2 separate regions of the Homo sapiens genome follow, and region 2 is linked to region 1. The links are chromatin loops, found by intact Hi-C in ENCODE. Cell type or tissue: Calu3. All regions are shown on one strand. Links, peaks and the distances in the headings refer to the core of each region. The heading gives the core; the rest is flanking DNA. Region 1 has its middle 47 kb from the start of EIF5A2. Region 2 overlaps TNIK (TRAF2 and NCK interacting kinase).

Region 1 (16,708 bases), core at 3,878-11,877:
TTTGCTGTTTTATATGGGGGCAGTTTGTCATGCCTCAAAACAATTACCATAGTAGTGAGAGGTGACAACATGCTAGCAGCCCTCGCTCACTCTTGGCGCCTCCTTGGCCTTGGCGTCTGCTCTGGCCACGCGTGAGGAGCCCTTCAGCCTGCCATTGCACTGTGGGAGCCCCTCTCTGGGCTGGCCCCCTCTGCTTGCAGGGAGGTGTGGTGGGAGAGGCGCAGGCGGGAATCGGGGCTGCGTGCAGCACTCGCAGGCCAGCATGAGTTCCAGGTGGGCGTGGGCTTGGCAGGCCCCACACTTGGAGTGGCCGGCTGGCACTGCCGGCCCCGGGCATTGAGGGGCTTAGCACCCGGGCCGGCAGCAGTGGAGGGGGCACCAGGTCCCCCAGCACTGCCGGCCTGCCCATGCTGTGCTTGAATTCTCGCCAGGCCTCACCTCAGCTGCCTCCCCACGGGGCAGGGCTTGGGACCTCCAGCCTGCCTTGCCCAAGCCCACCTGTGGTGGGCTCCCTTGAGGCCCAAGCCTCCCCGATGGGCACTGCCCCTTGCTCTGCGGAGGCTGGTCCCATCGACTGCCCAAGGGCTGAGGAGTGCAGGCACTTGGGGCAGGACTGGTGGGCAGCTCCACCCACGGCCCTGGTGCGGGATCTACTAGGTGAAGCCAGCTGGGCTACTGTGTCGGGTGGGGACTTGGAGAACTTTTATGTCTAGCTGGAGGATTGTATATGCACCAATCAGCACTCTGTGTCTAGCTTGGGGTTTGTGGATGCACCAATCAGCACTCTGTATCTGGCTAATCTGGTGGGGACTAGGAGAACTTTTATGTCTAGCTAGAGGATTGTAAATACACCAATCAGCACTCTGTGTCTAGCTCAGGGATTGTAAATGCACCAGTCAGCACCCTGTCAAAACAAACCAATCAGCTCTCTAAAACGGACCAATAAGCTCTCTGTAAAATGGGCCAAGCAGCAGGATATGGGTGGGGTCAGATAAGGGAATAAAAGCAGGCTGCCTGAGCCAGCAGGGGCAACCTGCTCGGGTCCCCTTCCACACTGTGGAAACTTTGTTCTTTCCTTCTTTGCAATAACTCTTGCTGCTGCTCACTCTTTGGGTCAGCACTGCCTTTATGAGCTGTAACACTCACTGTGAAGGTCCACAGCTTCACTCCTGAAGCCAGCAAGACCATGAACCCGCCGAGTGGAATGAACAACTCTGGACGGGAGGAACGAACAACGCCAGACGTGCTGCCTTAAGAGCTGTAACACAGCCGGGCACGGTGGCTCGCATGCCTGTAATCCCAGCACTTTGGGAGGCCGAGGCGGGTGGATCACCTGAGGTCGGGAGTTCGAGACCAGCCTGACCAACATGGAGAAACCCCATCCCTACTAAAAATACAAAAAATTAGCAGGGCATGGTGGCGCATGCCTATAATCCCAGCTACTCAGGAGGCTGAGGCAGGAAAATCGCTTGAACCCGGGAGGCGGAGGTTGCAGTAAGCCGAGATTGTGCCATTGCACTCCAGCCTGGCCAACAAGAGTGAAACTCCATCTCAAAAAAAAAAAAAAAAAAAAAAAGCTGTAACACTCACTGTAAAGGTCTGCAACTTCACTCCTGAAGCCAGCGAGACCAGGAACCCACCAGAAGGAAGAAACTCCAAACACGTCCAAACATCAGAAGGAACAAACTCCGGACACACCATCTTTAAGAACTGTAACACTCACTGCGAGGGTCCATGGCTTCATTCTTGAAATCAGTGAGACCAGGAACCCACCAATTCCGGACACAGTAGCATTAAAAATCACTGATCATAGATCACCATAATAGATTGTCTGAGTCTGTTTTCTGTTGCTTATAACAGAATACCTGAAACTGGGTAATTTATAAGGAGAAAGAATTTATTTCTGACACTTATGGAGGCTGAGAAATCCAACATCGAGAAGACTTATCTGGTGAGGGTCTTCTTTCTGGTAGGGACTCTACAGAGTCCCAAGGTGGTACAGAGCATTACATGGCGAGGAGGCTAGGTGTTCTAGCTCAGGTGTTTTTTCCTCTTCCTATAAAGTCTTCAGTTCCAGTATTGTAATAATCAGTGAATCCAGTAACCCATTAATTCATGAATGGATTAATCTACTTATAAGAGCAGAACCCTCATGACCTAATCACCTCTAAAAGGTCCAGCTCTCAATACTGCCACAATGGGGATTATGTTTCAACATGAGTTGTAGAGGTGACAAACATTCAAACTGTAGCACAGATATAATAATAAAAAAATTGGAAATATTGTGAGAATTACCAAAATGTGACATAGAAGCATAAAGTGAGCACATACTGCTGGAAGAATGCCACTGATAGACTTGCTCAACTAAGCGTTGTCACAAACCTTTAATTTGTAAAAGAAAAATCAATATCTGCAAAGCACAATAAAGCAAAGGACAACAAAACCAGGTATGTGTGTGTATTTTAAAAGAACATTGGATTCAATTTGCTGAAACTTTTGTTTATAATTTTTGTGTTTGTGTTCATGAGGGATATTGGTTTATAGCAAGCTTGTTTAATCCATGGCCCACGGGCTGCATGCAGCCCAGAACAGCTTTGAATGAAGCCCAAGGCAAATTTGTAAACTTTCTTAAAACATGAGATTTTTTGCAGTTTTTGTTGTTGTTTTTCACTCATCAGCTATCGTTAGTGTATTTTATGAGTGGCCCAGGGAAGCCAAAAGATTGACACCGCTGGTCTATAGTTTGCTTATAATAGCTTTATCTGGTTTGATGTCAGGGTAATGCTAGCTTCATAGAATGAATTGGGAAGTATTACTTCCTTTTCAATTTTTTGAAAGAGTTTGTGCAGAATAGATATTATTTCTTCCTTAAATGCATGGTAGAATTCACCGGTGAAGTCATTTGAGCCTTGAATTTTCTTTTAGGGAAGGTTTTAAACTATATTATTGATTTTTAAAATAGATAATAAGGGTAATTCAAGTTTTAAACTTCTTCTTGCATGAGTTTTGGTAATTTGCCTTCCAACTAATTTGGAAATTGTTGGATTTATTGGCATAAACTTGTTCATAATCTTTCATATTATTCTATTTTTTAAAACTTTCTTTTTAATAGAGACTTGCATTGGTCAGTTCAAAAATTAAATTAAGTATTATAAACCCTTAATAATAGCATTTTGAGAGGCAAGAGCAGCTCCAGCTTGGAAGAGAACATTTGCAAATCGGAACGGCCACGGCTTAATGCCATCACTGGTGTGTGCGTGCATTCATGCTGGAGGCTGCTACATAAAGGAAAAGAAAGGAACCAACAGAATTCAGGGTATCTAAAGTTTCGTCTAGTGCACTGACTGGAGGTGCTACAGTTTAATACAGCTGAGGTTCAAGGTCCCTCACACATCCTTCATCCAGGAAGGATGCACCACACATTCAAATATAATCCCGTGGTACGCCCTGATGGACTGGCCACAAAATGCACTCAAATACAGTAGAGAATTATGAGATTGTCAGCAAGCAGTGCTCCAGAAATTGTTTTTAAGTCATGTCTAGTTTTAAATCTTTGGAATAAAACTGATTTTTTTAAATATCCTCCAACTAACATACATTTAATTGCCTCTGGCAAATGGACAGATTTGTGTGTGTGTGTGTGTGTGTGTGTGTGAAGGGTGTTTGTGTGTGTGTTAAGAGTGTTTTTTCTTTTTTTGTTGTTTTGTATTTTTTGTTTGTTTGTTTGTTTTTGGTCTAAATAGAAAAAAGGAAAACGAGGAAGAAAATTGTTGAGGCCAGACCTCGAAATGCCCCAAGTGTCCAATTGGCAGCTACAGCATTTGTGAGGAGGTTCCTTTGCCCTCAGACGAGTAGTTTCAACATTTCAGTGAAAACAAAGGCTGCAGAAAGCTGAAAACCCAGATCTTGAAGGTTGCTGTCATATATGTGTTTGTGTTTCTTATATTATTATTTCGTTTTGACTTCAGTTTTGCATCCCAAATATGTATGGGGTGGCATTTTAACAGTCAATGAGTCAAACAGTCAAAGGAGGACAGGAGGGGAGCCAGCTGGTAGGAGGGAGCAGCAACTGTGTGTGGACCAAGCGCCATTTTTATTTTACATGACGTGTCTTGAAGGGATGGTCCCAGAATATATAAAATATACAATCTGTCCTAATAACCACCTTACTTGCTTGCATAGGCCATTTGATGGTCCTAAAGGCAGTCTTTGGAGTTGAGGCCAGTACCAGTTAGCTAGGAATGCGGGTAGATAAGAGACCAGTATTGGATGTGTGTGTGTGGTATGAAACGTAAGGACTGTAGCCTCTTTTGGAGTCAGCTTGCAGAGTAAATGTGGGGCCTCTGTTAATCCTGAGGATTCTAGGTCACAAGTCATGGTAGGCCTAGCAAAAAAAGAAAAAAAAAAAAAAAAGAAAGAAACGTGTCTCTCCTTTTAGAAAGCCCATGAGAGAAACACCTCAACCTTTTTCTTGAATGTCAACCCTTCACTCTCACAATGGCATTTTAAATTGTGTGTTGTAACAAATGGAGGAATAGGAGCTCAGTGGGCATGAGAGAGAAGATAGGATGATGTTTTGTGAAGCCACTAGACTTGGGAGGCATCCTCAGTTTTCCCCACTCCTGGAAAGAGTGATATTTTTGGCTTTTTGTCACATCATAAACCAGAGTTAAATACACAGCTGCCCTCTGAGACTAGCGACATCTATGCTTTAACTGGTGATGGGGTAGCAATGACACCCAGCATAACAGTTGATCGCTGTGAGCTGAGGTCATTATGCCTCAAGGAGGATGAGAGAACTGTGATTGTCTATTTCGAGAGCTGAACATCCAGGTACCGACAGAGTCCTGGAGAGGTTTAGTCCGTGGAGAAAAGATAAAACACTTAAGCTTCAAAATAAGCTTTTCAAGTTTTCATTGGCAAAAATGGAGAGATTAAAAAGAAAAAATCTAGCACTGGCAGTAAGGTGAGGCTCAAGGGATATACTGTGATTTATCATCAAGGACTTTATTCTCTTCACCACTTTGCAGTCATGCTAGAAGTTTCCAGAACCCCTAGGGCATATGGTGTGCAAGAGTCAAAAAGTAAGAGAAGAAAACTCCTCCTTTGAGAGTGAAGTCTACAGAAATGCAGGCCAGAAGGGTGTAAGGTGTTATTCCAGAGTCTGCTGCCGCTAAAGCCTTTGGGATTGACGCGAAAGATCTCAGTAGTACTAAGAAGAACCAAAACCACTCAACAGTTCTGTGAGGGAGTCTGAACCATGGAATAGTAGGACTTTTCACACACAAAGGACAAATAAATCAAGAGTTAATTTTGGCTACCAAACTGCAATTTGGTTTTCTAGGTCATTTTCCCCCAACTATTTAAAAACAAACTTTAGTGCTACACATATACAACTTTAAGATGCTGAATTCTCCTATCAAGTTGCACTGAGAAGCAAGTGAAATAAGCCCCTCAGACTGCCGTTCACCTGCAGAGACGTCACATTCATTTACTTTGATTTCCATTGGCAACAGCGGGAAATAATTCAAATAGTGCTGAAGTAAGCAGCCAGTCTGCCTTGCTGAGTTCACCTGGTTTCCTTCTTCATCATCTTCCATCTAGCTAGGGCAAGGCATAAAGAATAGACATATATGTTTTAAATACAGTTGAGTGCATGACAGTGTGTATGTGTGTGGGTCTGTATGTGAGTGTGTGTATGTGTGTATAGAGGTTTATAGGTGAGAACTTTCTTCTGAGAGGCAGTGGTTCTCCACCTGAAGACCAGCCCCCTGCCTCATGGTATTTCCTTAAGACACTGGCTGATGCCACCGCAACTCTGGCCTTTCTGTTTTTTAGATATGTTTCTTCATAGGGAGGGCAAGATGGTCAGACCTAGAAAAACACCTGTTGCAGTGGTTGCATTTGAAGAGGTTTGCACCTGTGTGTTTCCCGTAGTGCCTCGTGAGCTCATCGCTTCATGCAAAACTCCACTAGCATCCCTCCCATGAGTACCTGTAAGGCTTCTCACCTGTGTGAGTCTCCTGATGGGCCTTTAAGGGGGAGCTTTTTGTATAAACTTCCTGGCACCCGTTAAACTGACAGCAGTGAACCCTCTTCTTGTTTTCAGGACATGCTTCAGCCCCTAGCCCTCCTTGGTCACTGTCGCTCTGTCCACTCTTAACGGCCCTGGCACCATCACAGCTGCTGAAGCTGTTGTGACCCCTCCCACCTTTACGGAGATGAGAGCAGCCTTCTTGGCCACGAGTTTCAACGTCACCGTGCCATCCACGGCAGAGAGAGTTTGTGAGGTTTTGACCAGATGGTGGCTGAGCTCAGGGGACAGTGGGGGCATTAATGAGGTCATTGTGTTGAGCTGGACCTGGTTGACAGCTGTGTAGCTGTCTAGAGAAGAGTTGGCGGCTGGAGGCTGAGGCAGGTCTCAGATAGCAACTTGCCCCGAGAGAGCAAGACTGCTGAGCTCTTCTGACAGATGGCCGCTTCCACGGGGAGCAGCAGGAGGTCTAAGCTACGGAAGCTTTCCTCAATGCACCGGGGAGGAGAAGGGTGGAGCAAACAGGCCAAGTCCTCACCAAAGGTCTCCGAGATCCTTCTGGGCTCCGTCTGTAGGTAGCGTTCCAATTCAAGGCCTGTCTCCTCTGGAATATTCCCTCTTCTCTCAGTCTCTATTCTCCTTAGGGGACCCTTTCTTTTATCCCGTGTTTCCCTCGGGGGTCTCCACTCCCACAAGTAAATATCTTCCAGGATATCCTGGAAGTAAGGCTTCTGGACTTCCTTTTTTCCACTTATTCCTGCTGCCAGGTCTCCAGGGATGGCAAAGCTGAGAAGTAGCCGGTGTCGTGGACAAGTTGTAGCTCCTGGAATATACTACAACTAGCCAACACGTCCCTGCTGCTGCTGCCGAGCAAAACCGGAGGCGAAACCCTCCCCCGAACACAATTGGGGCTGTTTGTTAGTGTCTGGCTGACCCCCAAAGAAGGCAGACATCCAGTGGCCCTTTTGTTTTGTTTCAGTCAAACGAAGCTGCCATCTATTTCTGCAGCGCTGTTCGCTCCTAATGCAATCTTTGCCTTTTGTTTTGGGAGTTTGTATTTCTCTTGCGATCGCTTCTCTCCCCCACTTCCCTTCCCTCCCCTCCTCACCCCCACCCCATCCTTTCTAGTTTGTAGTCTTGCCCTTCCTTTTCTCCCATATTATTCTTTTAATATTTGTAGAATCTGTAGTGATGTCACCTCTTTCATTTCTGATGTTGGTAATTTGTGTCTTTTTTTCTGATCTATCTGCCTACAGGCTTTATTGATTTCAAAGAACTGTTTTTGGTTTCATCAATTTTCTCTACTTTTCTGTTTTTTATTTCTTTAATTTCCACTTTGACTTTTATTATATGATTTTTTCTGCATACTTTGGTTTTATTTGCTCTTTTGCTGCTAGTTTCTTAAGGTAGAAGCTGAAATTCATTTATTTGAAACATTCCTTTATTTTTTCGTATCTGGATTGAGTGCTATAAATTTCCTGTTAAGTATTGGTTTAATGACATCTGATATGTTGTGTTTTCATCTTTAGTTCAAAATACTTTCAAATTTCCATTTTTATTTACTTTTTGGATTCATGAGTTATTTAGTGTTTTAATTAGCTTTCAATGATTTGGGAATTTTCTAAGGGTATTTCCATTACTGATTTTTAAAAATTCCATTGTGGTCAGAGAACATATTTTGTATAACTTGAATCCTTTTTGATATATTAAGATCTATCTCATGTTTCAGAATATGGTCTATCTTGGCAAATGTTTCATAGGATTTTGAGAAAAATATATATTCTGATATTATTGGGCATGGTGTTCTATAAATATCAATCAACTCGAGTTGATTGATAGTATTTTCCTAGTCTACTCTATCCTTGTTGAGTTTTATACTTATTCTATTAGTTATTGAGAAGATATCAAAATCTCCAACCATAATTATGGATTTATCTATTTCTCTTCACATTACTATCAGTTTTGGCTTCATGTATTTTGAAAGTCACTTGTTATAAGGTGCTTAAATATTTATGATTGTTACATATTTCTCATTAATTTACCTTCTTGTCATTATGAAATGTCCTTTTTAATCTTTTTTGCTCTAAACTATATTTTTTTCTGACATTAATATAGCCACTGCCACTTTCTTCTTACTGGTGATAGCACGGTGTGTGTGTGTTTACGTGTGCGTGAGATATAGTTCGGATGTGTGTCCCTGCCCAAATCTAATGTTGTAATATAATCCTGAATGTTGGAGGTGAGCCTGGTGGGAGGTGATTGGATCATGGAGGTGGATTTCTCATGAGTGGTTTAGTATCATCCGTTGGTGCTGAGTTCTGCCAAGGTCTGATCATTTAAAAATGTGTGGCACCTCCCCGTCCTCTCTCTTGTTCCTGAAGTGCCTGTTCCTACTTTACCTTCTGCCATGTGTAAAAGCTCCCTGAGGCTTCCCCAGAAGCAGATGCCACCATGCTTCCTGTACAGCCTGCAGAACAATGAGCCAGTGAAACTTCTCTTCTTATAAGTTACCCAGTCTCAGGTATTTCTTTTTTGTTTTCTTCAACTTTTATTTTAAGTTCAGGGCTACATGTGCAGGATGTGCAGATTTGTTACATAGGTAAACATGTGCCATGGTGGTTTGCTGCACAAATCATCCCATCACCTAGGTATTAAGCCCATCATCCATTAGCTATGCTTCCTGATGCTCTCCCTCACCCCACCACCCTCCTCCAACAGACCCCAGTGTGTGTTGTCCCCCTCCATGTGTCCATGTGTTCTCATCATTCAGCTCCCACTTATAAGTGAGAACACATGGTGTTTGGTTTTCTGTTCCTGCATTAGTTTGCTGAAGATAATGGCTTCCAACTCCATCCATGTCCCTGCAAAGGACATGATGTCGTTCCTTTTTATGACCTCGTGGTATTATGTGGTGTATATGTACCACATTTTCTTTATCCAGTCTATTGTTGATGGATATTTATATTGATTCCATGTCTTTGCTATTGTGAATCATGCTGCAATGAACATATATGAGCATGTGTCCCTATAATAGAATTATTTATGTTTCTTTGGGTATATGCCCAGTAATGGGATTGCTGGATCAAATGGTATTTCTGCCTGTAGGTCTTTGAGGAATGGCCACACTGTCTTCACAACGGTTAAACTAATTTACATTTCTACCAACAGTGTAAAAGCATTTATTTTTCTTGGCAACCTTGCCAGCTTCTGTTGTTTTATGTCTTCTTAATAATAGCCATTCTGACTGGTGTGAGATGGTATCTCATTGTGGTATTGATTTGCATTTTTCTCATGATCAGTGATGTTGAGCTCTTTTTCGTGTTTGTCGGTGGCATGTATGTCTTCCTTTGAGAGGTGTCTGTTCATGTCCTTTGCCCACTTTTTAATCCTTTTTTTTTTTGTAAATTTAAGTTCCTTAATTCTGGATATTAGACCTTTGCCAGATGAATAGATTGCAAAAGTTTTCTCCCATTCTGTAGGTTGTCTGTTCACTCGGATAGTTTCTTTTGCTGTGCAGAAGCTCTTCAGTTTAATTAGATACGATTTGTCAATTTTTGCTTTTGTTGAATTGCTTTTGGCTCAGGTATTTCTGGAGAGCAGTGTGAGAATAGACTAATATAGTGTGTGTAGGTATTTACATTGTTTTACTTTTTACCTTGTGTCTTTTTGTTTAAAGTGTATTTCCTGTAGGCAGCATATAGGTGAACCTTGCTTTTTTATTGTGGTAAAAATACATAACATAAAAAGTACCATTTTAAGTTATACAGTTCTGTATCATTAAGTACATTCACATTGTTGTGCAATCATCATCACCATCCATCTCTAGAACTTTTTTTCTTTCCCAATAGAAATTCTGTACTGATTAAACATTAATTTCCCATTCTCCACTCCCTAAAGCCCCTGGTAACTGTCATTCTATTCTGCTTTTCTGTCTCTATGAATTTGACAAAATTTAAGTTATTCTAGAACCTCATGTAAATGGAATCATATATTTTTACTTTTGCATCTGACTTATTTTACTTAGCATAGTAACCTCATAGCATGTGTCAAAATTTCCTTTCTTTTTAAGGCTGAACAATATTTCTTTGTATGTACCACATTCTGTTTATCTGTCCACACATTAATGGACACTTTAATTGCTTCCACCTTTTGGCTGTTGTTAATAATGCTGGTATGAACATGGATATACAAATATCTGTTCAAGGCCCTGCTTTCATTTCTTTTGGGTATATGCACACAAGTGAAATTGCTAGATCATATCATAATTCTATATTTAATTTTTTGAGGAATTGACATAGTGTTTTCCACAGTCACTGCACCATTTTACATTTCTACCAGCAATGCAGAAGAGTTCGAGTTTTTCCACGTCTTTGCCAATATTTGTTATTTTTCTGTTTTTTTCTTTTTTAAATAATAGCCATCCTGATGGGTGTGAAGTGACATATCATTGTAGTTTTGATTACCATTTCCCTAAAGTGATGGTTTGAATGTTCCCTAAAATTTATGTGTTGCAAACCTAATTGCCACTGTAACAGTATAAAGAGGTGGAGCTTTTAAGAGGTGATGAGGTCATGATGGTTCTGCTCTTATGAATGGATTAATGCCATTATCATGTGAGTTGGATAGTTATCTTTTGTTCCGGACTTTTTTGGATTCATCAAGTATTTAAAAAATTATCCCAATAATCTCCTTTGTTTGCTTATTAGCCATAACTCCTTGTTTATTAATTTAGGGATTGTTTAAGGATTTATACTGTAAATCTTTTACTTTTCAAGGTAAAAGTGTGTTATATGTATATATAATATATAAATACGTGAATCTTATACTAGGATACTTCCCTTCCTGACCTTCTGCTATTTTTTCAAAGATTCTACTTGAATATATGTTATAAACAATACAATAATTGTTATGATTTTCATACCTTTAAAGAGATTTAAATAATAGTTAAAAAAAGAATTGGCCTTATTTACCCATGTAGTTACTATTTCTGTATGCTTCCTTTCCTTATATACATCTAGATTTCTATCTGGTATGATGGTCTCTCCAACTAAAGGACATTATTTAATACAGAACATTTCTTATAGTGCAGGTCTGCTGTGACAGATTCTTTTAGTTTTGTACCTTTGAAAAAAATCTTTATCTTCATTTTCGAAAGATATTTTTGTCAGGTGGTGTGTATTGAGTTGTGTCCCTACAAAAGATGTGTGAATGTCCTAAGCCCTAGCACCTGTGACTGTAGCCTTATTTGGAAATAGGGTCTTTACAGATTTAATCAAATTAAGATGAAGTCATATTGATTACACGTGCTTTAAATCCAATAACTGGTGTCCTTATAAGGAGAGAGAGATTCGGAGACACAAACACTTACTCTCTGTCACACACTCACACACACACAAAGTAGGGAGACAGAAGATGGCTTTGTGAAGATAATAGCAGAGATTAGAGTTATGTGTAATCTGTCTGCATCCACTACAAATCTGGGAAGATAAGAAAAGATTCTTCCTTAGAGCTTCAGAAGGAGCATGGCTCCCTCATCACCTCTATTTCAGACTTGATTTTGGAATCTGGCCTGCAGAACTGTGAGAAAATACATTTCTGTTGTTTTAAACCACCCAGTTTGTGTTACTCTGCTATGGCAGCCCTAGGAAACTGATGCACCAGGTATAGAATTCTGGTTGAGAGTTTTTATATTTCAGTCCTTTATGATGTTGCTTTACCGACTTACCTTGTTTCTAACTAAAAATCTGATGTCTTTCTTATCTTTGTTTCTCTGTGTTAATCATGTTTTTTCCCTTTGCTGCTTTTAGGATTCTCTCTTTATTACCACAATTGTGCAATTTGATTATAATATACCCTGGTATAGTTTTCTTCATGTTCCTTATGCCTAGGGTTCATTGAATTTTCTGAATTTGTGGGTTTATGGTTTTATTACATTTGAAAAGTTTTTTGCCTTTATTTCCTCAGTCATTTTTTCTATAGCCTCCCTGATTTGTGAACTCCAATTGCCCGTACATGAGGCTGCTTGAAGTTGTACTACTCACTAATTTTTTTTCTTTTTAAAATATGTTCTTTTTTCTCCATGTATTTTATTTTGGATAGTTTCTATTGCTATTCCTTCAAATTCACTAAACTTCTTCAATGTCCAATCTGTCATTAATCCCATCCACTGTATATTTTATCTTAGTTATTGTGTTTGATTTGAATCTCTTTTATATTTCTAGGTCTCAACCTTGTGAACATATGTAAAAGCTGTTTTAATGTCTTTCTCTGCTAATTATAACATCTTCGTCAGTCCTGAGTTGATTTCTATTCATTGATTAGTCTTCTCTTTATGTGTTGTGTTTTCCTTCTCCTTTCCATGGCTGGTGATCTTTGGTGAGATGTCAGACATTGTTAACTTTAACTTGTTGAGTGCTGGATATTTTTGTATTCCTATAAATTTTCTTGAGCATTGTTCTCAGATACAATCAAGTTACTTGGAAACAATTTGATTTTTTTAGGTCTTGCTCTTATGATTTTTCAGGTGGGTCCAGAGCAGCACTCAGTCTAGAGCTAAATATTTCCCAGTGCTGAGATAATGCCTTCCTGAGTACTCTACTCAATGCCCCTGATTTATGAGATTCTTACAGCTGGCTGGTGGGAACAGTCACTGTTCCCAGGCCTGTGTGAGTTCTACACATTATGTCCTTTATTCTTTCAGATGGTTCTTTCCCTGGCTTTAGGTAGTTTTCTTAAACACATTTACGTAATTTTTTTTTAAATTTTTACTTTAAGTTCCAGGATACAGATGCAGAATATGCAGGTATGTTACATAGGTAGACATGTGGCCATGGTGATTTGCTGTACACCCTCAATTCCCTTTGGATACTTGGAAAGCTTTCTCAAGGACAGGTGTAAACAGGCCCAGAATGCAAAGATTGGAATAAATACCTAACTCTTCAATACCCAGACACCAGCAAACATCCACAAGCATCAGAAACATCCAGGAAGCATGACCACACCAAATGGACTAAATAAGAGACTAAGGGCAAATCCCAGAGAGACAGAGACATGTAATCTCTCAGAGATTTCAAAATAGGTGTTTTAAAAGACAATGAAATTCAAGATAACACAGAGAAGAAATTTAGAATCCCGTCAGATAAATGTAACAAAAAGATTGAAATAATTGTTAAAAATCATGTAAAAATCCCAAAGCTAAAAAATACAATTGATAAATGGAAGAAAGCTTCAGATTCTCTCAACAGCAAAGTGGATTAAGTGGAAGAAATAATTAGTGACCATGAAGACAGGCTGCTTAAAAATATACAGGCAGAGGAGACAAAAAAGAATAAAATGGAATGAAACATGCCTGCTTGGCCGGGCGCGGTGGCTCATTCCTGTAATCCCAGGACTTTGGGAGGCTGAGGTGGGTGGATCACGAGGTCAGGAGTTCAAGACCAGCCTGGCCAAGATGGTGAAACCCCGTCCCTACTAAAAATACAAAAATTAGCCAGGTGCAGTGGCAGGCACCTATAATCCCAGCTACTTTGGAGGCTGAGGCAGGAGAATTGCTTGAAACCGGGGGGGTGGAGGTTGTAGTAGGCCGAAATCGCCGCATTGCACTCCAGCCTAGGCGACAGAGTAAGATGCCATCTCAAAAAAAAAAAAAAGGAAAAATGCCCACAAGATCTAGAAAATAGCCCCTAAAGGGCAGATCTAAGAGTAATTGGCCTTAAAAAAGAATTAGAGTGAGAGTCCAGGATACAAAGTTTATTTGAAGAGATAATAACAGAACTTTCCAGACCTAGAGAAAGATATCAATATTCAAGTACAAGAAGGTTATAGAATAACAAGCAGATTTAACCCAAATAATATTACCTCAAGACATTTAATAATCAAACTCCCAGAGGTCAATGCTTTCCTTCAACAGATAGTATTTATTGAGCACTTTTTGTATACCAGGCACTGTTCTGGATACTGAGGATGGAGCAGTGGGCAGTGAACAAAACAAACAAAATCCTTCTTCTCATGGAGCTGATACTTCAGTGGGAAGAGACAGGCAAGAAAAAAAAAAAAGGAAGAGGGAAAGCCGCTAAATGCTAAGTGTCAATAAATGTTAAGTAAAATGGGGGCAGAAAAGCAAAGACAGAAAAGCACCCTACCCCAATGGGGGTAGGGTGGATCTTGGATAAGATAGTCAGCAAAGGCCTCCATGGAAGGCCAAAATAAAAAGTGAGAATTGCTCTAGATTAAAAGAGACCCCTGAAACATGTCAACCAAATGCAAAGCGTAAGTCTTGATTACATTCTGGCCTTAAAAATGCAAACTTAAAAACATTTTTTTTGATGAAAACTTGGAAGATTTGAATATAGATTGCATATTAGATGATGGTGTAAAATTATTAATTTTTCAGGTAAGGAGATGGTATTGTCATTATGCAGAGGGTATCCTTTCAGGAAGTTTATGCTGACAGTTTTTGAATTGTTTTAGTGTCTGTAGTTTACTTTCAGATGGTTCAACACATAGAGGAAGAACTAAAGCAAATGTGGCAAAACATAACAATTGGTAAATATGATGAAGGTGTAAGGGTGTTATTACAGTATTCTTTAAAATTTTATGTATGTTTGAAATGTTTTCAAAATAAAAACTTGGCAGAAAAAAAGATGGAATTTAGGGTTGTTGGAGTCGATCTGAGTTTTCATCACCAGGTGGTGCTAAAGCTTTTCAAATGTAGTTAAATTAACAGCAAACAATCTGTGCTGACAGTTGCATATTAATTTAGGAAAAATTTGGGTGGGAGGAACATAGACTATAAATCAAGCTTTTTAAATTTGCCAATTTTACTCTTGCTTGCATTATTATATTTTACACAATTTGAAGAGGTTCAGCTATACGTTTTCTGGCTGTCAGTTTCCTTCTCTTCGACCTTTCTCATTTCCAGGCCCTTATTTTCTTCTCACAAAAGAGCTACTGTGATAATTCCCAACACCAGATGCCACTGTGATCCACACTGCTCACAGAGTAACCTTCGTGCAGCATTTCTGTCCCCTTCATCAGCTCCCTATTCCCCTCCAAATAGTTTCCACTCCTCAGCAAAGAATTTACAGTTTGATACCAATCTTCTTTTCCCAGTGTATCTATTATTGTTGCCTTGCATTAACCCTACTCAGGAGAAACATTGACTGCTGTCCTTTTTTTTTCAAATAAATGTCATACACTTTCTTGCCACTGACTATTCTGCTTTGTGTGTCTCCATACTCCCAATGCCCTTCTGCCTATTGCCAGTTCAAAATCTGACCTTGCCCATCATTGAAGCCTGAATTAAATATCATTTCCCTCATGACAATTTCCCCAAACACCTTACTCAGAAATATTCCTCTTTCTACAGCACTTTTAAATTTTCTTACCAAACTGATAACATTTTGTATTACATAATAATGTGTGTACACTAAATTATAAACACCTCCAAGGTAGGCAGTTTATGTTTATAGTCTTTGGATTGTGTTTAATATGATGTGGAATTTACTAAAGGTCAGTGGAATTGAATTTCAAGATTATTCAGAAGTAGTTTATAGTAGTGGTAAAAGTACTGACTAATTACCACCAACTGCCAGCCTTACTCTGGTTGTTCATTTCACAGATAAGCAATGAGAGGCCACCATAGTGAGAAACCAACCTGGATAAAGGATGTTCATGGCTTAGCAGCCCCACCTACCAAAAAAAAAAGTTATCAATTTGAAGTAAAATTTCCTTTCAATTTGAGTCTGTCAAAACCCTTAAATTCTTGAATGTCATTTGATCTATATATTCTTCTAGGTAAAAACATGAAAAGAATGATCAAAGATTTGCTTTAAGAATATTTCGTATATGTTACAAAATATGTTTGTAAAAGCTAAAAATTAGAAGCAGCCTAACCAACAATACAAAGTTGGTTAAAGACATTCTAATATATCCATACAATGAATTACTATGGAGCTATTAAAAATGGTGCTCGAGAACAATATTTAGTGGCATAGAAAGAGGCCCCCAGTGTTATTATAGGAAAAAAAATACACCATATTGTTGACATAATGCTTTTTAATAGAAGAAAAGATTTGCATAGAGAAAATACTAAAATTGATGGCAGAGATATATTTCTAGATTTGGAGATTGACCGATTTAAATTTTCTCTCTTGCTATCTTTTTTCCCCCTAAGTTTTAACTCTGAGCACCTATATTAAGCAAACAATAAAAATATTTAGGAGAGAAATTATATTCCTAATGTTATTCCATTGTGTACATTCATTAATGAAGGAAGGAATTTCAGGCTCTAACATTGTTACTTGGGCCTAACATAGAACCAGAGGATAAGAAGGCCAAATGATAACCCAAGAGAAGACAGTATCGGAGGTCAGAAAAGGTAAGAAAGCCAGGTAGAAAAAAATGAGGGTTGAAGAGTGGGGTTACCATGCTCAGGAAAGGAGGGAGGCGGGAATACAAGTAGGAGAGCTGTAAGAATCTAGTAGATACCAAGATTGTAATGAAATAGAAAGGTAACTGCATTTAGAAATCTGGGTCCAATATTTAGTATTATTGTTTATTAGATAGGTACTCTTGAGTAAATCATTTATGTTTTCAAGGGTCAGAAAATACCTTGAAGGTATTTTTATTCCCATGTTACAAGTGAGCAAAGTAGCCCTCAGAAAATATAAATGA
Region 2 (16,708 bases), core at 4,050-12,049, 380 kb after region 1:
AAAAGAGACAAACTTTGCTGACATCAGGGACTTTTGTCAGAAAACAAGTCCCAGAGCCCTTGCAGAATTGTGCCCACTCTTCTCGAGCCTCATCTGCTCTATCCAGAATTCATAACAACTGAGGTCCATAATGATGCCCTTGGGTCTTCGTGGGTTCAAATTTGTTTAGAAGTGTTCACTAAGACAGCATGTTATGTGGCAGGGAAGAGGAGAATTGGAAATGTTTCCAATATCAAGATTATATATTTCAAGCCCCTAAAAATTACCCCACCCAGAACCTTGAATAGAAAAAGAGGAAAGTTACCAAAAGTGATCAGTAAAACCAAGAGGAAAACTACAAAGGCATTGAATCAACCATTGGTTTTAAATGTTTTTAAAATTTGTTAGTGTATTTCTTTGGCTTTATTATGTAGTATATACAAAAATAATTGTTAATCTTTGAATTGCCTTTATCTTTCAAGATACTGATTCTCGTTACAGAGTATTATAGACAGACACACAAAAGCAGCAGCCATTTAACCTAAAACGACAGAAGCGTATATAACAAGTGTCCTGAAAGGCTTATGTGCATTTCCTTCTCCCACAAGAAAAAAAAAGAAAAAAACTCCCACTGAGGTTCCCTAATTACTTAGATTTTGATAAAATGATAATCAGCAGGTAAAATCTATCCCAGTGATTCTCAAACATTGGTATGCATCAGAATCACCTGGTGGGCTGCAAAGTTTTATCTAAAATTTAAATCTAACAGTTTGTCCTGAAACATAGATTGCTGCACCAGAATTTCTAAATCTGTAGGTCTGGGATACAGCCTAACAATTCACTTAAAAAAAAAATTCCAGATAATGCAAATGCTTCTAGTCTGGAAATCATCCTTTGAGAAACACCAGTCTGTGCAATTATAGGTAATAATATTGTTTAATTTATTTGTTCACATTGAGTATTTAGGATTTGTGCTACCATAGGAGCAAACTACCTCTGCCCTTGAGGGTGCTCTTCTTAGGATTCATACCTAGTCTGCTTATATTTTTAGACTGTCCAGAAAGTCCCCAACTCACAAGCACCATACTTAGAATCATCTACTCCTACAGGATGCCTACCCTACTCTGCCCCTGAAAACCCCTGCTGCCAATAATGCAAGAAGCATTGTAAAACTGTTAAATTTTTAGAGAATCTATGGTAAAGAAAAGACAAAAGCTAAGCTATCCCTGGGATGAGACTCCTACTTTAAGATAAAAATGATTTCTGGGACAATTAGGGGGTCTGTTATGCAATTATACCTCAGTGTGACTTAGTTCAACCAAACTGGTTCTTCCTCATGCTAAGCTGAACCAGGGTTGCAGAGAGGTAAATGATCCTGAGTATGAAGTGGCTTGTAGTATCAGGCAGACTCAAGTGGAAAAACACTGGTGACCTGCAAAAAATTGCATCAGGCAGTGCACTATGGGTTACAATTGTAGAGCCAATGCCATGTGGGTGTTCACCAACTATTTCTCTTGCCTCCTGAGCACACAGGAGAGCTACCTTTCCCGGTCCCCTCATGTCTAGGAGGGACCAAGGGACTGGTTCTACCCAATAGCCTATGGGCTGGAGGGCTGGACAGTGCTATGCCTGGCCGCTAAAACACCCCACAAAGATGGATACGCTCTCTCTTCAGCTGACTCTGGAGGCAACTCTGAGGAGGCCCTAGGGGACACAGTGTGACTGGACAAAAGTTACCAGGATGCCCGTGGCATTGCCTGGAGGAAAGCTGCTCATCCAGAACAGTAGCTCTGGAGTCTGCAGGAGAAAGCCACAGACCACAAAATATTAAACCACTGAGTTTTGGTGGGCGGGGTGGGAGCAAAGGGGGGTGTGTAATGTGTTACCGCAGCATAGCCTAGCCTTCCTCAACTAATATAGCTGCATAAAGGAAGGTGTAACGGGTGCCCCTTCATCATCTTAGCCAGACCAAACTGTTGCTCCACTCCATTGTTCTATATTACATAGAGCCAATATCAACTTTATACCAGATCTGTGGCTCCCAAACCTGGCTCATAAAAAAAAAAAAAAAAAAAAAAAAAAAAAAATCACTTGTTTGGAAAAAGAACCCTGAACCCTATTTCAGACCTACTGAATCAGAATCTCCAAGACTCAGGCCAGGCCACTTCTTAGACAAACTGCATGTTATAAACTAAATGTCTGTGTCTGCACCCCAAAATTCTTACATTGAAATCCTAATTCCCAACCTGTTGGTATTAGGAGATGCGGCCTTTGGGAGATGATTAGGTCACAAAGGCTCTGCCCTCATAGGATTAGTGCACTTATAAAATAGGTCCCAGAGAAGCCATTACCCTTGTGAGGACACAGTGAGAAGACTATGAATCGGATCATCTATGAACCAGGAGGCAGACCCTTACCAGACACTGAATCTGCTGGAGGCTTGATCTTGGACTCACCAGGCTCCAGACCTGTGGCAAGTAAGGGTTTGTTATTCAAACCACCCAGTTCATGATATTTTTGTTGCAGCAGCCCAGATGACTGGGACACTGCAGATTCGCCTGCGTGGGGCTACCATGAAAAGTCCCTTTCAAAGGACCAGTTTGCCCCTATCCAGAGACTGGGTGATATTTCTGCAGACACACAGTTTAGGTTATTGTGGTAGGTTTACTAATCCTTACCAAATTATTTTAAAGTGAGGATTTTAAATTATGTTTTGGCAGGAATCAAATATTCAAGTGTAATGGGTTTAATAAATTTAAAAGCTTCTCTTTTAAGATGACGCAATAATTGGCATAAAGCCGAATGCCTGAAATACCTACCAGTGAGAAGGATTTAAATGTTCAATTAAAATGATTTGAGATTTATTGCTTGTGAGGAAGATATTTAAATATGTAAATGAAACTGGCTCCCCACCCTCTCCAGTGTGGGGGTGGATTCTGCCTGCCTTTCCTCATGCCCTCTAAGGGAGTCTCTCTGCCCCTTGAGGACAAAGGCATTCAAATGACAGAGCTGGTGGCTGTGGCAGGAAGTCACTAAGGAAACAATGGAGGGCGCTGTGGAGATGGCCACTTCCTTCTTCCTCAAACACAGCAACCCCACCCACCTCAGGGCCTTTGTACTTGTTATTTCTGTAATCTTCATCCAGATGTCTGAGAGACCTGCTCCTGCACTTTCCTTATGAAATTTCTGCTCAAATTTCATACTATTCTTGATGCCTTCTCTGAAGCAAGAATCCCTTGCTATATACACACACACACATACACACACTCCTTACACCCTATTTTATTTTTCTCTGTAGTAGCTTCACTATCTGACACGTTAACTATTACTTATTTGTGTATTTGCTGTTTCCTATACTCGTTCATAATGCCTGGTCCCTACTAAGTGCTCAAATAAATGTTATTATCATTTTAAAAAATTATTTAATACCATGGTAAGTATTTTTCATTGTCTCATGAGGCAATTAAGATTTGGCAATATTACTTCAGTTTAATTATTTCCCACTAATATATATCAAAAATATATATTTTTAAATCAAAAGAATGTAATTGAAAACAGCAGGGCCTCCAGATAGAGAAATGTGTCCAAACTGCAGATCTTTTCTAATGAGCTGTGTGTCCTTGGGTCATTTACCTTAAACTCTGTGAGCTTCAGTTCCCTCACATATAAAATGAGCATAAAAATTCCAGCTTTCAGGGTTGTTGTGAAAATGATACATGAAAAAATTAAATCCCTAAGCACATAGTGTGCCCCACTGATATTCTAAAGAAGTAGATGGCAAAATAAGGAAAATAAGAGAATAAATGCCTTTTTATTTATGCCAGTCATTAGCTAACAATCAACCACTGTGAATGAAAAAAGCCTAGTAAAGTCAATAAAATGTGAAGTGAAGCCTAATTCATTTTTACAATATGACCTACTTTCTGCTATTTTTGATTCACATGAACAACTGAAGTTGCAAGGAGCTGATCCTGCAAAGACTTCATTAAAAGCATATTCTTTTCTTTTCTTTATGGCTTCCAGCTTTGAGGGATGCGAAAACAGATTTTTCACTTACAAGCCTCCTTTGAAAGAACCCTGGCACTAATCTTACAGTACGACTTTGAAAATCTGTGCAATGTCAAAGGTTGTCACAGATGGGGGAAAGGAGGGAGGACCTGAAGGAAAGCGGTTTTTAATTCTACTCAATTATGCAACTTCCATTAGGCAGTTCTGACTGTCCTAAATAGATTATTCAGATCTTAACATTTGAAGGTTTGCAAAAATAAAATTCTGAATGATCTTCTTCCTTCGATAGACCTAGGTATAGGCTCTGTGGAGAAGGCCTAGCTGTGCTGGTTTTTCATCTGGGAAATGCGCTTATTAGATACTGACCCCAAATCAGTCAAGTGTCATTGAGTCTTAGACAGCAAAATAGCTGAAAGAAAAAAAATATTTTCGGCTGCTTTGGAATACCTTTGTAAAGGCCATTGTCTTTTCTTTCATGGACTACAGTATTCTTTAACCAACTTAATCTACCTGCTAACAAAGATAGAAGAAGGAAGGCTTATTTTCCCATAAGGCTAAACAAAGATTAATGATAGCCAACCAAATTGTCTCTTAATTTTCTTTTCTTCTCCCTCTCCAGCTGGCCTTCTAGAGATAGAGTGTATAGATTTTTCTCTTAGTTAAGAACATTTACTTAGAAAGCAGCAGAATACTAATAACAAAAGAGTAGGGGGTTGTTTTGCCCTACACATCACAGGAATTCTGCCTTGTAAGCTGGAGGAGGTATAGGGGCATTTTATTGTTGGGGGATTCTTAACCAGGCAGATGGGGAACCTAGCGGCCAAAAACCTTCTTGGGTGAATCTTACATATGATCCTTCTGTTCCCACTATATCCTCCAAACCCAACCCCAATGAGAACCACTACTCTGCCCTTCAGACCCTGACCTACCTTTCGAATTATGATTGTAGCAAACCAATTTGTCATGCCATGTTAATCTATTCTTACCCTACGACCCCGAATTAAAACACTCCCAGGGGCCCCACCCAAAGAAGAGTAAATGCCAAGTGAGTGGATGGAACAGGTCCGTTTGACCTCATTTCAAAATATAGGGGAAAAAGACATGGATGGTCCTCCCACAAAATAACACCACCACGAGTTATAGAGGTGCCCATTTCGCTTCTGTGACAAAATTTTCAAATTGAACAATCTAAGCCTTTGAAATCCTCACATGAAAACAAGATTTTGTGATGCTCTGAAACAGCAGCACATGTTCTGATCCCTTGCTGGGTGGGAAGCACTGGGGGTGGTTAATGAGTTCTCACACCCTCTGGTGAACCAGCTCCTTTCATTTCTGAGTGAAGAAAGGGGCCCTGACAGTGCGCTACTCCATAAATTCAAAAACAGGCCACTTTCTACCCCAGATCCACAGCCACTCCCTGGCCCTTTCCTAAAGGGTTCCCAATTAGGAATATGGCAAAGAGAGCCCTGTAAATACCAGTTGCTGTCATTTCTTAATATTTTCTGTGATGGCTTGACTTGCTAAAATGACAAGGTGTATTATTTTTAGCTTCCAGTTTTGGCGAGTTGATCAGTCAAAACAAAGTATTAAAATAGCATCTACTTGGTAAATTCAATTTCAGATGACTGCATCTAAAACTCATATCCATTATAGACTCATATAAAACTGACTTATATGGCTAAGGAAGTCTGAGAAGGAATAACTAAATATATAGCTCAAGGAGGAAAGATGAATAACTTCTTTGGTCTCAAATACAAGTCTATTTTGGCATCAAATCCAAAAGCAAGCCTATGATAAGCAATGGATTCATTTAAATCACTTTAGGACAAATGATTTAAAGAGGGTTTTCTAACGCTCCAGTGTTCCATCCAGGATGTGTGAAATGCATGAGATCTCAGTTAAATGTAGCATTTTTAATAAATATAGTCTAAGTCACACGGGCCTTTTTGATAATGTAATTTTTTTCTTTGAACGCCTCTTTTACAATATACCTAAATGACTATGAAAAGCTATCTCGTGATAATATATGCTAGAAAACCCCATTTTATATTATTTTTAAAGTAACTTATTCTAATTTTTAAAAGTAATAAAAGTGTAGGGGAATCTGGATAGGTAACTGCAACTCACTACTATCTTTGCAACTTTTGTATTTAATTTAATGTAAATTAATCTAAAATTAAAAGTTATTTTTTTAAAAAGCAATATTTGTTTTTACTGTAGACTATTTGGAAAAGTATAGAGAAGACGGAAAATCACCTATAAAAATAGGCATACCTATATCTAACTGTGTGTATATGAGTAATACATCCTATCATCTTTTGATTATATGGTATTTCCCCTACCATTAAAAATTCTTCATAAACTTTGTTTTAAAAGGCCACTTATCATTACATCATATAGCTAGCCCAAAATTTGTTTAATCATTTTCCTACGTGGAACATTTAACTTGTTTACTGTTTTTGGCTATTGGAATTAGTTTTACAAACAATATAATTGTGCATAAAGCCTTTTCATATTTCTCATTATTTCCTCAGAGATGGATGAACATTTTTAGGCATAGCCAAACTTCTTTCCAGAAAATTAGCCTTTTCTTAAAGAGCATGCATCACCCAACCTCAGCTCGCAGTGCCACCATTTATGACAACCTTCCAAAATGGCCGGAACGCTGCCAGCTTCACACACCACGGCACTTCCTGGGAAGAACCTCAGGACAGAATATCTGCTGTTGAGTCAGGGCTGCTATAGCCAGAGAAAGGTGTGAGATGTGTAACTGTCTCCAGGTAATCCTTCTGCCAGCCAACTACCTCCTGATTCAGCTATAACCTGAAGGCCAGGTGCATTCACCCAAACAAAACCCACAGAAATCAGAGGAAGGGTGACTGAGGATAAGAAAGGCTAGACACATAAAAGAATGATGTGAAATTTAGCTTTTACCAAGAACTGAAGTGTTATATTTGGCCGGAGATTATTCCCAGCAAAGGAAACACAAAGATGCTTGGGTATTATCTATACTAAAACTGGGAAAACCTCAGCTGACCCTATAAGTTACTTGAAAATTTGGGGACATTTTTGTCAGAACGACAGAAAAGCAATATTGGATGGGACTAGGGGGTGGAAATGCTAGAAATCTGTGATATACAGTGAGTGCCACAAAAAGAAAAATTATTTTGCCCCAAATGCCAAAAGCACAGTGATGTTCTTTGATGTTACAGCCACAACTCTTAGGGAAGAGGCCCCAGTTGATGGCCTTCGAACTATATTCTGCTTGAAAATATTTTGTTTGATCCTAATAGTTGGTGTTGGGGGTGGGAGGGAGTGTGTGTGTGTGTCTCTTTTTAATTTTAAATATGAATATTTTGGAACTTTTACATAAAGTCTAGCTTTTCTAAAAAAAAGAAGAAGAATCTAAGATCTGACAACAGGCCGGGCGCAGTGGTTCACACCTATAATCCCAGCACTTTGGTAGGCTGAGGTGGGCAGATCACCTGAGGTTAGGAGTTCAAGACCAGCCTGGCCAACATGATGAAACCCCGTCTCTACTAAAAAGTACAAAAATTAGCCGGACGTGGTGGCAGCCACCTGTAATCCCAGCTACTCAGGAGGCTGAGGCAGAAGAATCGCTTGAACCTGGGAGGCAGAGGTTGCAGGGAGGCAGAGGTTGCAGCGAGCCAAGATCGCACCACTGCACTCCAACCTGGGCGAAACAGAGACTCAGATGTCTCAAAAAGAAAGAAAAAAAAAAAAAAAAAAAACCTACAACACTGGATCCCCATTCCCACGGCAATAATTGGAAAATGAGGAGTGGCTGTCCCCTTTGGGCTGAGCAAACTGGCCATTTCACTCATGAGAATTACATGCCTGGCCCTCTGGCCATCAGTTTGCAACCCCTATCCTACTACAAGGTCTTTCAAAGATTTTAGCAAGGCCCCAGATAGTAACCTTTCCCTTTCCCCATCGTGCTCAGCACTCAGTTACTCGACAGATACAGCACAGGGAGCGCCTCCCGCCAAAGGCAGTTTTTTTCTCCAACTGCGTATTTGTCTTTTAATCATCATTTCCTTTCCTTCCCTGGCCAACCACACTGGACAACCCAGGAGCCTGTTCCAGGAGCTGAGAGCAAGTCTTCAAGTACCAGTGCCTTGTTTCTTCACCAGCTCTCCCACCACTGTTATCATCACCCCTCCTAAACCACCTCCCACCAACAAAAGTATCTGACTGAGGGGTGGGAAGTGTCAAGTACAGCACTGGACAGTGGGTGGGGCTGATCACAATGACTGTGCACCAGACACCAGGGTGCTTGTCCTAGAACAAATTAAAATGGAAAGAAGGGTTTTAAGAACTGGAAGAATAATGTGAGATTTGGCTTTTAGGAAAATCACCCAAGTAGCCTGCCTGTTTGCCCTTGCTCTCTCTCGCTCTCTCCTCTCTGTTCACACACACATACACAATCCTCTGCACTGTGACCGTAGAAACTGGAAGGCGCCTTCCTGAGGATATGGAGTGAGTGGAACAGAATGTTGGAAAAGATGCCTGGGAGATGGAGGAGAATGACAGAGAAGAGAGGGCAGCACAGAAAGCATCTTCCGGGAGGACTGGTGGCCATCAGAGACCTGCGAGGACCTAGAGCTGATTCATGGCCACATTAGGGCATCCAGCAATGGCTTGCCCTGCCAGGCTCTCAAAAACCTGGCACTCAGGAGCAGCATGGAGGAGCCTTCTAAAAATAGTCTAGAATCAAGCTACCTTCTGGCTCATTCCGTTTTCCTTCTTTTAAAGATTAACTAACCTCAGGCTGTGCCAAAAAAGACTAGAGGGGGAGAAAAAAGACTCATGAAGTCTTGAACAGGTGCTACTGTTTATTCACCCAAGTCTGACATCACCACATTGTTTCTAGGGACTACAGCAAGTTTCTGGGCTTCAAACACTCCAGTAATTTCCTTAGGGAAAAGCAGAGTATGAAAGGAAGGTAGCTTGTATTAAATTTAAAAACTTGAATCCTGTATAGTTGATCTTTATAAGTTTCTTTTTTTTTTTTTTACCATAAACTGTGCCAATCCCTTTGATGACAGAATCTATTATTCTACTAGCGCTTACAACAGATCACTGTCATTTGAAGTGACTTTCAGAGTCTTCAGAGATACAAATAAACAATGCACCCTTCCTTCCCCAACTGCCAAAAAAAAAAAAAAAAAATTGTCTCCTCCTGAAAACCAATCACTAGCAACCTTCTATTAGCTTGGAGAATCTTTTTAATGCAAAAGGGTCTGGAACTAAAAGTGATCAGGGCAAGGATCTCATTTTATTCATATTTCTATCCCCAGGGATAAGCACAGTGCCTGGTAGACTGTTTGCGTGCAAGAAAATTTTGTTGAAAGGCTGGACAAATAAAAGAAAATGCATAGGTTGTTTATTAATTTAGTAATGCAATTTCCAAATTTTGTTTTTTCTTGTTGAGGTATAATCTATGTTAAAATTCACCCATCTTAAATGTACAGTTTGATGAATTTTAACAAATGTATACAGTCACATAACCACCACAATTAATCCTAAAAAGTTCTCTCATGCCCCTTTGTAGTCACATCACCTCCCCATAATCCTAGTTCATTGATCTGTTCTCCATCCCTATAGTTTTGCCTTTTCTGAAATGTGATATTAATGGGATCACAGTACACAGCCTTTTGAGGCTGGCTTCTTTCACTTAGCATAACAATTTTGGGATTCATTCATGCTGTTGCATGTATCAGTAGCTCATTCATTTTTATTGTTTAGTCGTATTCTGCTATATGGATGTGGCAAGATTTGTTTTTCCATTTTCCATTTGATAAGTATGTAGATCATTTCCCACTTTTGGCTATTATGACTAAAGCTCCTATGACCATTCAATACAGATCTTGGTACTGGCGTGTGTTTTATTTCTCCTGGGTAAATACCTGCAAGTAGATTTGCCAGGTCATCTGGTAGGTGTATAAATAACCATAAGAAACTATGAAAGTGCTTTCTAAAGTGGCACTTTAGAATGTATCATTTTACATTCCTATCAGCAAGGTATGAAAGTTCCGGTTGCTTCATAACATTGGCAACAATTGATATTGTCAGTCTTTTTAACTTTAGTCATACAGTGCGTAGTGTATCTCGTTGCAATTTTAATTTGCATTTGCCTGATGACCGATGTTAAGTATCTTTACATATTCATACAGCCCCTTTACAGGCCAATCAGATAGCTTCTTTGGTGAACTGAGTATCTAGTAATGGAAATAAAATCTACATTACTCATTTAAATTTCTCCAACATATTTTGACTGATATCCGTTAATAACCTTGTCAAAACTAACAAAATGGGTTTTTGTTTTCCTCCATTTTCCACGGCAAATTTCCTAAGATGAATTACACACTTCCTTTACTCCTTAAAGTTAACCATTTTCACACTAACTTAAGGCCTTTTGTTCCAAATATCCTTGATACTGTGCTGTAACAACTGAGCACACTCTTAACCTCCTATCAGTTGACTGTGTGCCTTTCTTTTAAAAATTAGGTCTGTGTTTCATTTTCAGTGTTTTTGTCTCCCTCCTCTCTCTCAGGGTCTACTATATGCTGTTATCTCTGTGCCACTGTAACCTGCTGTATGACCACATAAGTCAAGCTTCTGTGACAATTTTTTAAAAATAAGCATAAACAGCTCTGAGGAAAGGCCTAACAGTCTAAGAACAAAGACCATAGTCCCCTCGGAGGGACCTGATGACATACATTTTATGGCTTATTTCCAGATCATGGCTCTGCTTGAGAGGTAGGCAAAGTCCATTAATAAGTGTCCTTGGGATCAGTGAGAAAAATCTCCATCAGCATTTCCAGGTGCACTAGAAAGTTTTGTGGGTACTTACCAACCAACAGTGATAGATCCCTGAAGGGGCCAGTTTTTCCAGTTCCAATTGTGATACCAAATAAATATCATGTTTAAGGTCAGCAAAGTGAGGTAGAAGTAGGGTTACTGCTCTAATGCAGTGCTCTAAAGTAAGACCTCAACTTTCCTTTTTGTTCATTTTAACAGCACAGCCCTTTGGCAGGGAGCTTCATGCTCCCTGGAATCCTAGTGGGGATGAGAAACACAAGAGCTCCTTTCCCTGTGGAAGCCTCTGGATTCTGACACAGCTTCACCTCTTCCCCACAGCCTCACCTCTCTAAGCCAGTTTCATGACTATAAAATGAGGATAATGAAGTACCTACTGCCCACCCCAGAGCACTTTGTGCCAACCAAACATGAAAGAGAACGTAAAAGTGTGCTGTGCACTAACAGGACTCCAGGAGATCAGCATTATCACAGCTCAAAGGCAAGCCTGGCCACCAGGCATCCATGGCAATCTCATGCCAGGCAGGAAGTTCCTATGAAGAAAAACAAAGACACGAATACCCCTTAGCTGGAAGGAGAGAAGGTAAGAGCCTCCAAGTGAGAATGGAGTGATAGTCTGTGCTTCCTGGACAGAGGAAGTCGCAAGAGGAACGGAAAGCAGGTTTTGAACAGGGAGAAAGCAAAAGACCTCAGATAAGCAAAGATGAGGAAGGGACATGAGGTCCAAACGTTGAATAAAGAAACAGTAATACTGGGCACTGTGGGACGCCTTTGCATGTAAATACGGTTTAAGCCTGGGCATCCTATTTGGGCGGATATAGTTACAATGCCATATTTCATTCTTGAGGTTGGTCAGCAAGACTTTCCATGAAACTTCTGCTCCCTTATTCCCACTTACTGTTCCTTATCCATAACGATAGATGTGTATTACATATACTTCTTACCTGCTGACTGGATCTTCTGTGATCACACCTTTCCTAATAGAATATTTATCCAGGCCTGAGTTCCATAGTCAAAGAAGGTAGAAGATAATCTGCTTAAATGAAGTGCCTGGCCATTTCATTCACTTCTAGAAATATTTTCTCAAGATTACCATGCAAGCAACAGATTTTCAGGAGGCAGAAAAGATTTCTAGACTTTGCCCAGAGGGAGAACTACAAATGCCCTCAGGATAAATAGTGCTCCAATGAGCAGAAGCCCAAACAAAATAGGAAACTGATAGAGAACCCTAGCTCTAGATCTTTTTGTCTTATACCATCCTAGCATAAGCAGAAGGGAGAGAAGCTGTTCTAACCACGATTGAAGAATGAAGCTATTTAGCAGCTTAATCGAAACTACGTACCTTTGAATCTCTTAATTTTACCAGGCTCTTCTACGTGGACCTATATTTCGGTAATTATAATGGTAATGTGGATTGCGGGAAGATATCTTCCTCTTATGGCTCCCCACTCCAAGTCTTTGATTTCCAATCAACCAACAATTTTTTTAAGATTATTTATGTTAATCCTTCCACTCTTCATTGCCTCATTTCTAAACTGGAGAAGCCCTCATTTCAGTAACAACAACAACAAAAGTGACATGTATAGGGGTGTGTGTATATATGAAATCCCACCATCCTTATGAAAGTAATTTTTCCCAGTTTTCTAGGTTCATGACGTTAAGAAAGCTGAACCTCACCAGAGAATGTGTAATATGTTAATATCCCCCAAAAGCCAAACATTAAACATTACTTTTATTAGCTAAAATTTATTGAATGCTTACTATGTGTGCCAAGAAATGTGCTTAACTCTTTTTTATTATTTTTTCTGTTGGAGACAATGTCTCGCTCTATTGCCCAGGCTGGAGTACAGTGGCATGATCTCAGCTCACTGCAACCTCTGCTTCCTAGGTTCAAGTGATTCTCGTGCCTCAGCCTCCCAAGTCACTGGGACTACAGGCATGTACCACCATGCTCAGCTAAGTTGTTTTTTTTTTTTTTTTTGTATTTTTAGTAGAGACAGGATTTCATCATGTTGCCCAAGGGTCTCAAACTCCTGACCCCAGGGAATTCACTTGCCTTGGCCTCCCAAAGTGCCGGGATTACAGGTATCAACCACCATGCCCGGCCCTAAGTGTGCTTATCTCTTTATAGGAATTGCCTAACTACCGTACAGTGCAGAAGGTACTATTATTAGCCCAATTTACAGGTGAGGAAACTGAAGACAGAGAATGGAAGAGCTAACGTTTGAATCTAGGACTGTCTGACTCTGCCCAAGCTCATAATGACTATGCTACATCAATTAGTATTATTTTCTGTCTCCCATGCCTTCCCCATGATGTTCGTCTTTCTTTTCTCCTAAATTCATGCATCCCTTTAACAAACCTTTATTAACAACCTAATATAATACATGCTAGTCAGAGGGCTAAATACACATTTCTGTTTTCTCCATTTCACTCATTGGCACTAAGTTACCTCCCATCTCCTACAACCAGGTGTAAAAATTCAGGTGTCAGCCCTGAACCTGCCATGTGTGGGCTGAGGCAAATCTTCACTGTTTGGACTAATATGGCCTTAGGCCAGAAAGATGCACTTGTAGGCTCTACTCTGAGACTTGATAAGTCATCCTTGCCATGAGTGTGGCTCTAGCCATGTGTCCACTCTGATATTCAGCTCAGTTCATTAGAGAAGCCAGTGCTGATCACTGGCCTCTGCCTTGTTCCCTTTACCTGAGTCTATCTTGAATATACTCAATATCCAGTTCCTCTAGAACCAGAATGCCACTTCGCTTTTGTCAGTCCCCATCCATGGAAGCTTTTCGTCATTAGAATATGCATTCCATGAAGGCAGAGATCTGCGTCTGTTTGTGGAAGTATCCCAAGCTCCCAGCACAGTGCTGGTACACAGTAGCCCCTCAATGCTTGTGGGTTGAACAGACCGAGGTCCTTCAGCTGAATCCCAGGCTGGCTGATGGCCAGGCTGCTTCTCACTAGACTTCCTCCCTCTTTTCTCAGTCTTAAGACATCTAAGCAGACTTCTTGGGAAACTCCACAAGCTCTCTGGATGTCCTGATGCCAAGTGCTACCAGAATCCGGTCTGTTGCTGTAATTTTCAGATTGTGTGCCTTGGCTGCCAGACGAGGCCTTCTGGCAGCACCTGCAAGGTGTGTTTGTTGGCATACACCAGCTCATGGGCCGGTTTCCAGCCCCTCCCAGTCTGCCTCTGCCTTATTAGGCTGTGTTAATTGGTTTGAGCCTAGTTATATCTAGAAATAGTGTCCATATAATTATATACACAAATTATGAAAAATTCATAGAGATTTATGTTCAAAGATATAACAGCAAGAAATTGGAATGCATGATAAAACTGTCATGTAAAGGACAGTAGATACATACAATCTACTTCGATTCTACCATTAAAATATTATAAAGAATATTTGATGACATGAAAAAAATGCTAATATTTTTAAAGTTACAATACTTTACATGAAGTATGATCCTAACCATGGGAAAATGTATTTTTAACAAAAAGGCCAGCAATAGTCTCTAGGCAGTTGGACTATGAGTGATTAAGGATTTTCATTTTCATTTTTCTACATATTTCTACATTTCCACAATAAGCATTCATTACTTTTGTAATGTAAATAAAATGAGTGTAGTATTGTAAACCAGTTCTAAAGCAGATATGACAATCCCTTGACAATACTTAGCCCAAACATCTCAGCCATTGAGATCTGAATTACTAACCTGTGATTATCAGTAAACCGAATACATAAACAGGATGAGTGCAGTTTGAATTTTAATTTACTCCCATTTCAAGTTAGTGAACAAATCTACAGACTGAAGTAGGGTACTGCCTGATCCCATGGCACACAACTCAAGTCTTCTGAAGTGCCCTGCATCGTGCCTTGTTGATTATACTTACTCGTGGACTTTACTCCTTTCTCCCACAAGGCTACCTATCAGCTAGCTTTCTAAGGATATTCTTTTAGTGCCTAACACAGAACTCTGTGTTTAACTGGTGTACCACAAATGCCTATGGAGCAAGTTAATTTTTGAAGTGTACCGAATTGATTTCAAAGCAGTCAGCTTCTTCCAAAGTTGTCCTGGAAAACAGAAAAACAAGAAAACAGGCAGTCCAATTGAAACAATCTCTCAAACTCTTCTGTGGTCCAAAAGTCACTCCTCTGTCTGTTTCAACACAATGACCTGAGGACTCTTGGTATTTGGGAGGGAAAAAAAAAAAGCCTACAAATTTGGAAATAAGTAAGCTGTTCTCCTCCAAGAACAAAATTCTGAAAGGATGGAAGAAGAGAGCTATTGGAGAGGTAGCTAGGGGTTACTGATTTTAATATTCATTGGAAAATATATAACAGACTACAAAACCATGAGCTTATGGCTATTAATGCAGTTGTAAATGGGACAAAAAGAGTCAATTTAAATAAATCTATTTTGTTAGTATAGTACAAGTACCTGTATCAAATCCACTACAATGTACACTTAAGAATCACATATTTTGGGCCGGGCACAGTGACTCATGCCTATAATCCCAGCACTTTGGGAGGCCGAGGCAGGTGGATCACTTTAGGTCAGGAGTTCGAGACCAGACTGGCTAACATGGTGAAACCCCTTCTCTACTAAAAATACAAAAATTAGCCAGGTCTGGTGGCACAGGCTGTAATCGTAGCTATTTGGGAGGCTGAGGCAGGAGAATCGCTTGAACCCAGGAGGCAGAGGTTGTAGTGAGCCAAGATTGCACCACTGCACTCCAGCCTGGCCGACAGAGCGAGACTCTGTCTCAAAAAAAAAAAAAAAAAAAAAAAAAAAAAAAAAAAAAAAAAAAAAAAAGCCATATATTTTGCTGTATGTAAATTTCATCTCAGCTTTTTGTTTTTTGTTTTTTAAGTAAGAGAATAATAGTACAAGTGCTGTGCAGATGTGGCAGAAAGCCCAAGGCATTATGCGGAAACAAAAGCCCAAAAAATAACGTGATCATTTTACAAACATTCACTAAACACATACCCTGTATCAGGCACTGGTCTACGCAGTGGTAGTAGCCTAGTCTTTATCCTTATGGCAGTTACAGTCTAATAGGAGAGAGGCTTAACTCAAAAATAATCCATACGTTCATTCCAGCTCACCAAGCACTGTTGAATCCACCATCTTATTTGATCCCAACAGAGATCTCCTGAAGTTGGCAGAGCTATTGCTAGAAGTTTGCAAAAATGGACCCAGTGTACAGCAAGCCCTATACCCCATCCCAAAGTAATATTCCTTCATATCCATGTATTTTCAAGATGTTTTACATTTTTATTATGAAGAAAACCAACCATCTTGGTTTAAAGTAACTTTGTTAATGTTTTGCTGTGGAACAACATATAATAATTTAAATATAACCAAAAGATCCATTGAGTTTGGCCTCTTTATGTTACTCATATAAATTACGAAGACTAGATCTGAAACTATAAAGCTTTTAAAGCTGTCAAACTTTAGTGTGCATGGGAATTACCTGGAGGGTTTGTTACCCACAAACAGCTGGGTCCCAATCCCACAGTCTCCAATTCTTCAGGTCTAAAGTGGGACCAGATAATTTGTATATCTAACAAGTTCCCAGCAGATGCTGATGTTGGTGGTCCCAGGAACATATTTTGAGAACCACTGGTCTAGATTAAATTGTGAAACAACCTGAGTCTCAGTGGCTCAACAGAGTTTTGTTTACTCAGTAGGAATACGTGTTCTCCACAGGCTGGCAGAAAGGCTTTGCTTGTTGCAATCACTCAGAAATCATCACTCTCAAGCACCTTATGGTACCAGAAAATGAGGATTCCTTTCAAAAAACAAAAAAACAAAAAAAGAGGGAGGTGTCTCTGTGGCAAAGGGGCACAGCAGACAACTGAGAGTT

Evidence for each region. A loop is a pair of places that touch in the nucleus more often than their neighbours do. Peaks named below come from ENCODE experiments on the same cell type or tissue, not always from the same donor. Only the 100,000 strongest peaks of a DNase experiment are listed, where the experiment ranks them.
Region 2: a loop joins it to region 1, with 1.9 times the contacts of the local background. A loop is called at or near these places in 1 of 110 quality-filtered maps.

Annotation. Positions count from the first base shown.
Region 1 is chr3:170,947,011-170,963,718 of GRCh38, forward strand. It overlaps the pseudogene KLF7P1. Among named protein-coding and RNA genes, the nearest start is that of EIF5A2, 47 kb to the left of the region's middle. In Calu3, for the core only: no CTCF peak of the experiment used is centred there; no DNase peak of the experiment used is centred there.
Region 2 is chr3:171,325,866-171,342,573 of GRCh38, forward strand. The region is part of intron 2 of TNIK (TRAF2 and NCK interacting kinase); the gene reads right to left. Among named protein-coding and RNA genes, the nearest start is that of TNIK, 130 kb to the right of the region's middle. RefSeq lists an enhancer at 1-99. In Calu3, for the core only: no CTCF peak of the experiment used is centred there; a DNase peak (open chromatin) is centred at 8,776.